Regions from separate parts of the Mus musculus genome. Here region 1 is linked to region 2. Evidence: chromatin loops called from intact Hi-C (ENCODE). Cell type or tissue: left cerebral cortex. All regions are shown on one strand. Each heading gives the region's core, and the rest is flanking DNA. Links, peaks and the distances in the headings are about the cores only. Region 1 holds the start of Gm26479 (a small nuclear RNA gene). Region 2 overlaps Pbld1 (phenazine biosynthesis-like protein domain containing 1).

Region 1 (2,913 bases), core at 265-2,764, 170 kb before region 2:
CTCAGAAATCCACCTGCCTCTACCTCCCAAGTGCTGGGATTAGAGGCGGGTGCCACCATGCCTGGCGATTTTATTCTTTGTTTATATGAGTATAGGATTGCAGTCTTTAGACACACAAGAAGGAGGCATCGGTTCCCATTACAGATGGTCATGAGTCACCACATGGTTACTGGGACAGGACCTCTGGAAGAGCAGTCAGTGCTCTTAACCGCTGAGCTATCTCTCCAGCTCTGATTTTGATTTTGTATCCTAGGCTTTCCTGAAACTTACAATCTAGTGCTGATGTTTTGAACCTGCAGAAACCTTATAGACATAACTTCCTATTCCTGAGATTACAGACGAGAGCCTCCACATCTTCCCAAGGCAGAATTTGAGATCAGTGCAATGGCTCACTGGGCAAAAGTACATAGACCTTTATATTACATTATGTTTTTTTAGTTTTTTTTGTTTGTTTGGTTTTGGTTTTTTGATTTTTCGAGACAGGGTTTCTCCGTGTAGCCTTAGCTGTCCTGGAACTCACTCTGTAGACCAGGTTGGCCTTGAACTCAGAAATCCACCTGCCTCTGCCTCCCAAGTGCTGGGATTAAAGAGGTGAGCCACCACTGACCAGCCATTAATTATGTATTAAGTGGAGAGTGTTGGGTGCCACAATGTATATACATTTGGAAGTCAAAAGACGGGGGGGGGGGGGGGGGGGGGGGGGGGCTGGAGAGATGGCTCAGCGGTTAAGAGCACTGACTGCTCTTCCAAAGGTCCTGAGTTCAAATCCCAGCAACCCACATGGTGGCTCACAACCATCTGTAATAAGATCTGACACCCTCTTCTGGGGTGTCTAAAGACAGCTACAGTGTACTTAGATATAATAAATAAAACTTGAAAAAAATTAAAAAAAAAGACAAGTGGGGCTTGAACCAACTTCATAGCTTCAGATCAAACACACACTCCCTCTTTTATGTGTGTGTGTGTGGGGCGGTTGAGGGGGTGGGTCCAAGACAAAGTTTCTTTATAAAGCCGTAGTTGTCCTGAAACTCAGAAACCAGCCTGCCGCTGAATCCTGGGATTAAAAGTGTGTCACCTCCAGATTCACACTCACACACACACACACACACACACACACACACACACACACACACTTGAAATACAAAATACCATTGCCATAAGCTAGTTTGTTATACCTGCTTTTGAAAGGCAGTATAGGAGTTCCCACCCACTCACCACCCATCAGGTCCACATGCTTTACTCACAGTTGGCAGAATGAAGACACTCAGCCAGGACAGATGCAGAGCATGATGATGCAAGAGGCTTCCAGGATCTCTCCAGACCTACATCCTTCCCTCAGCCTCAGCAAGAGGCTTCCAGGATCTCTCCAGACCTACATCCTTCCCTCAGCCTCAGCGACTCAGAAAAGATCTGCCTGCCGGTTTTTTTTTTTTTTTTTTTTTGAGGGATCCCAATGAACCCCCCACCCTCTTTCCAGGAAGTTGGTAGAAAGGTGTGAAGGTTGAAATCCAGTAAATCTGTCTGTCCTTTTGGAGACTACCCTTCCCCAGAGGCTACAGATGTTCCACCCTGAAGCTCTTTAACATAAACTCCCCAGCGATTAACAGGATTGTTCAGAATAACTAAAGATACTCAGGAAACTCCTGCCGCTACAGGATCCCAAAGACATTTTCTTATTCAGGTTCTAAACTGATTCCAAGAGAATGTGACTGGGTCTGCTACTCCATTCCTAGTGTGTTTGTGTGGCATGCCTTAAACCCTGAGTTCTATTCCTGCATACATAGCAAGTTTGTAGCCAAACATAACCTAGCCTGGGTTATCTGTTTGTTTTTTGTTTTTTTAAAAAAACCTTGGTGGGTGGGATTTGGGGAGCTGACAGAAGGATAGTGATAAGGCTCAGCAGATTCATAGCATTGTACCTCAGTTTCCCTGCAGGTGACTATGAGAGTGAAAAAGGGCAAAATGTGGAACACTTGATTAACTTTGGGGTCATCCTTGCATAGGGCCCATGCTAATTTTCTCTGTATTGTTCCAAAGATAACAGGCCACCTAGTCTTCAATATACATATGAATATGCTGGATATAGTGCTGGATATTCCAGGCACTTGGGAGGCAGAAGAAGGAGCATCTTGGTTGGCCAAGAAAATTGCAAGCCAGCCAAGGCTACAAAGTAAGAGAAGGGGGGAAACAGGAACAGAAGACTAGAACAAGTATAAACATGTCGCTCAGAGTGTGCCTGGCATCCAGAAAACCACATTTTTGACTCAGCTCGCCACACATGAAAAGTTAAAAAGAAACCAGGCAGTCTGTTCCCGAGCTGGGTGGTGGTGGCGCACGCCTTTAATCCCAGCACTTGGGAGGCAGAGGCAGACGGATTTCTGAGTTTGAGGCCAGCCTGGTCTACAGAGTGTGTTCCAGGACAGCCAGGGCTACACAGAGAAACCCTGTCTCAGGAAAAACAAAAAACAAAAACCTGAGAGAAAGAGAGAGACAGACAGACAGAGAGAGGAAGAAAAGTTAATAAGGCAGCAAGATCCAGTGGGTCACACCTGGAATCTCAGTGGTTAGAGGCTAGCAGAGCTCTGCGGTAAATGTGAACTCAGTCCTGTGTGGAAAGCAAGCCCTTGTCTCAAAATTCAATAAGGGTTAGTTAGTAAGATGATTCCATGGGTCAAATTGATTGTGATTAAGCCTGATGACCCGAGTTCGATTCCCAGAACCCACCCATGGTGGATGGAAAGAACCTACTTTTACTCTGAGCCCCAGTTGATCCCCCACATCCGGCAGTGTGATGAGTTTTGTTTTGTTTTGTTTTGTTTTGTTTTGTTTTGTTTTGTTTTGTTTTGTTTTGAGACAGGGTCTCACCATGTAGTCCTGGCTGTACTGCAGTTTGCTGGTCTTAGGAGTGCATGC
Region 2 (2,913 bases), core at 279-2,778:
GGTCCTCTGGACAAACAGCAGCACTGTTAACCGTGGAGCCATCTCTTCAGGTCTGGAAGTAAAACTTTAACTGAACCTTTCTGTCTCCATCTCCCTGGCAGTGGGACTGTAAGCAAGCACCACCCTTCTCGGTTTGCTTGCTTGCTTGCCTGCTTGAAGGGCCAGCAACATAGCTCGGCCAATGGAGGTGCTTGCTGCGCGCAAGCATGATGACCTGAGTTCAGATCCCAAAGCCCACTTACAGGTGGAATTCGAGAGCTGAAATGTTATCCTCTGACCTCCACGCGCATACCACAGCCTTTATGCCCTGGAAATATTAAATTAACTGGTTGGCATACAAGTACAGTCATGTGTCGGCACTAGAGAAGCACTTTGTAAGGATTGGTGTCTTTAATGTTATAAGGAAGAACAGAGGGGCTGGTAAGATGTGTCCCTTAAGTAAAACCACTTGCTGCTAAGACTCATGGCCTCCCACACAGTGGGAGGACAGAGCTAGCTTCCACACCCTTTCTTCTGACCTCTACACGGGCATGGTGGCATTCAAGCACACACCCCCAGTCCCCCTCCCATAAATGTAATATCTTTTTTTTTAATGTAAAATTAGGGGCTGGAGAGATGGCTCAATAGTTAAGAGAACTGGCTGCTCTTCCAAAGGACAAGTGTTCTGTTCCCAGCACCTACATGGCAGCTCTCAATTGTAACTCCTGTTCCAGACACACATGCAATCAAAACAACCATGCACACGAGAGAGAGAGAGAGAGAGAGAGAGAGAGAGAGAGAGAGAGAGAAGAGAGAATATGCCTCTATATGATCCAACTGTGAAGCATAAAAAAATTACAAGCTAAAGAAGACCCACCTGAGCATCTTAAAACGTGTCTACAAAGGAAAACAAACAAAGAAATAAGTGGATAAATGCCTGGGGCCATAGCCCAGTGATAGAGGCTGGCTAGCATGCAAGAAGCCCTAGAACTGATTCCCTGTAGCACCGGACCTTTTACTTGATAATACACTGAGGTCTTTTCACTTGTATAGAATCTGAAAGGTTGTCTCTATAAATTTGCCTCCACACGTAACTTGAGCTTCAGAAGTTGAGAGTAAACTGCTATGTTAACTAACAGAGAGTTTGCCACACCAGGGAGTCCAAAGTCTCAATAACTGCTTGTTTCTAATTAGACATTGGAGGAAGACGCCCATCAGCAAATTGCGAGGGAGATGAACCTCTCAGAAACGGCTTTCATCAGGAAACTGCAGCCGACTGACAGCTTCACACAAAGTAAGTGCATGTTTCTTCGTTCATTCCTGGGTGGGAGGTTTAAGGGAGATGTTAATGTGTTATTTGCATGCCGACAGCACCCTTGGGTCTTCTCATCTAGGAGAAGGTATACTGAAGTTAAGTCTAAATGTATAGTTTAAGGTGTCCCCCACCACCTAAGTGCAGTTGTTGAAAGTGGGTCCCCAGGGCAGCGTGTGGGTAGCTGGGCCTAAAAGGAGATGACAGTTGACATCTTTGAGGGTGTGTTTGGGAATCTCAGGACAGGATAGAACTGACATGGGTATTGGGTGCCCTCTTGTGGCTGTGCCTGCCCGGAGCTGATGTAGTTGAGAAGGCGCTTGGCAGGTGCCAGCCCCTAGGCGGTGAACCTCTAAGCCATCAGACCTATAACAGAGAATTTCTCTTGAAGAGTCACCCAAACCGTGGGGTTCTTCTATAGCAACCCAAATGGACTAAGAGGGTGTTGGTGAGCCTACAGTTTTGGCTCTACACCTAACTGCAGGGAGCCTGTGGATGTCTGCACTGGTCATTTGACCACAGTTCGCTGCTAGCCACACCATCGAGAGATTTAGGAAAGTCTGAAAGCTGGAAAGCCTGCATGGGGTCTGACTTGCATCCCTTTGGCTTTTCCTCCTCTGAAGGCTCTCGCTTTGGACTGAGATGGTTTACGCCAGTGAGTGAAGTCCCCTTGTGCGGCCACGCCACACTGGCCTCTGCGGCTGTGCTGTTTCACAAAATACGTAATGTGGATTTTTTGTATGCTTGTATCTGTGCATGTGTGTGTATAGGTGGTTTCTTGGTTTTGGTTTGTTGTTTGTTTGTTTGTTTGTTTGTTTGTTTTTTCTGAGCTAGGTAGCTGTCTTGGAACTTAATCTGTGGACTAGGCTAGATCTCTAGCAGAGATCTTCTGCCTCTCCCTCCAGAGCTGGGATTAAAGGTGTGTGTCACCACACTTGGCTCCTGGATGTCTGTTTTTTGAGACAGGTATTTATATGGCCCAGGCTTGCCCTGGATTCTCTGTGTAGCTATTGCCTACCCTGTGCTCCTGACTTCCTGCCTCGATGTTCCTAGTACTGGATTCCGTGTATGCACCACCAGCACTCCAGAGGTAGAAGCAGACGGATCTTTGTGAGTTCAAAACCAGCCTGACCTACATAGGGAGTTCCAGGCTAGTAGGGACTTCATAGTTAAGATCTTTTCTTGAAAAAGAAATTAAATAATAATAAAAAATATTTAAAGTTAGCTGGGGGCTGGGCAGTGGTGGCCCATGCCTGTAATCCCAGCACTTGGGAGGCAGAGGCATGGATTTCTGAGTTCGAGGCTAGCCTGGTCTACAGAGTGAGTTCTAGGATGGCCAGAATTGCACAGAGAAATCCTGTCTTGAAAAACCAAAATAAATAAATAGATAGATAGATAGATAGATAATAAAGTTGGCTGGGTCAGTAGCTCAGTGGTAGGTTACTTGCCTTGAATCTGTATACTGGCAGGGTGGAGGGTCCCAATACCAAACTTATTTTCCTGACCTTTGACCCCTCCTCTGTCCAGAGAACAGGAACAGCACCCTGACCTTTGTCACAATGAGCGGGGAGCTAAAGGCCAGAAGAGCAGAAGATGGGATAGTCCTGGACTTTCCTGTCTAC

The links. A loop is a pair of places that touch in the nucleus more often than their neighbours do. Peaks named below come from ENCODE experiments on the same cell type or tissue, not always from the same donor. Only the 100,000 strongest peaks of a DNase experiment are listed, where the experiment ranks them.
Region 1: it touches region 2 in a loop (1.8-fold over the local background); 1 of 42 quality-filtered maps calls a loop at or near these places.

What each region holds. Positions count from the first base shown.
Region 1 is chr10:62,891,451-62,894,363 of GRCm38, forward strand. All of the region lies in intron 2 of Gm51805 (a long non-coding RNA gene), which reads left to right. Gm26479 (a small nuclear RNA gene) reads right to left here and starts at 2,064; the gene lies at 1,959-2,064. RefSeq lists a cis regulatory region at 307-2,913. In left cerebral cortex, for the core only: no CTCF peak of the experiment used is centred there; a DNase peak (open chromatin) is centred at 1,207.
Region 2 is chr10:63,064,611-63,067,523 of GRCm38, forward strand. Pbld1 (phenazine biosynthesis-like protein domain containing 1) reads left to right here. Exons shown (of 9, transcript NM_026701.3): 2 at 1,174-1,273; 3 at 1,915-2,013; 4 at 2,819-2,913. Among named protein-coding and RNA genes, the nearest start is that of Pbld1, 4.5 kb to the left of the region's middle. In left cerebral cortex, for the core only: CTCF peaks have their summits at 1,579 (motif pointing left) and 1,781; a DNase peak (open chromatin) is centred at 1,571.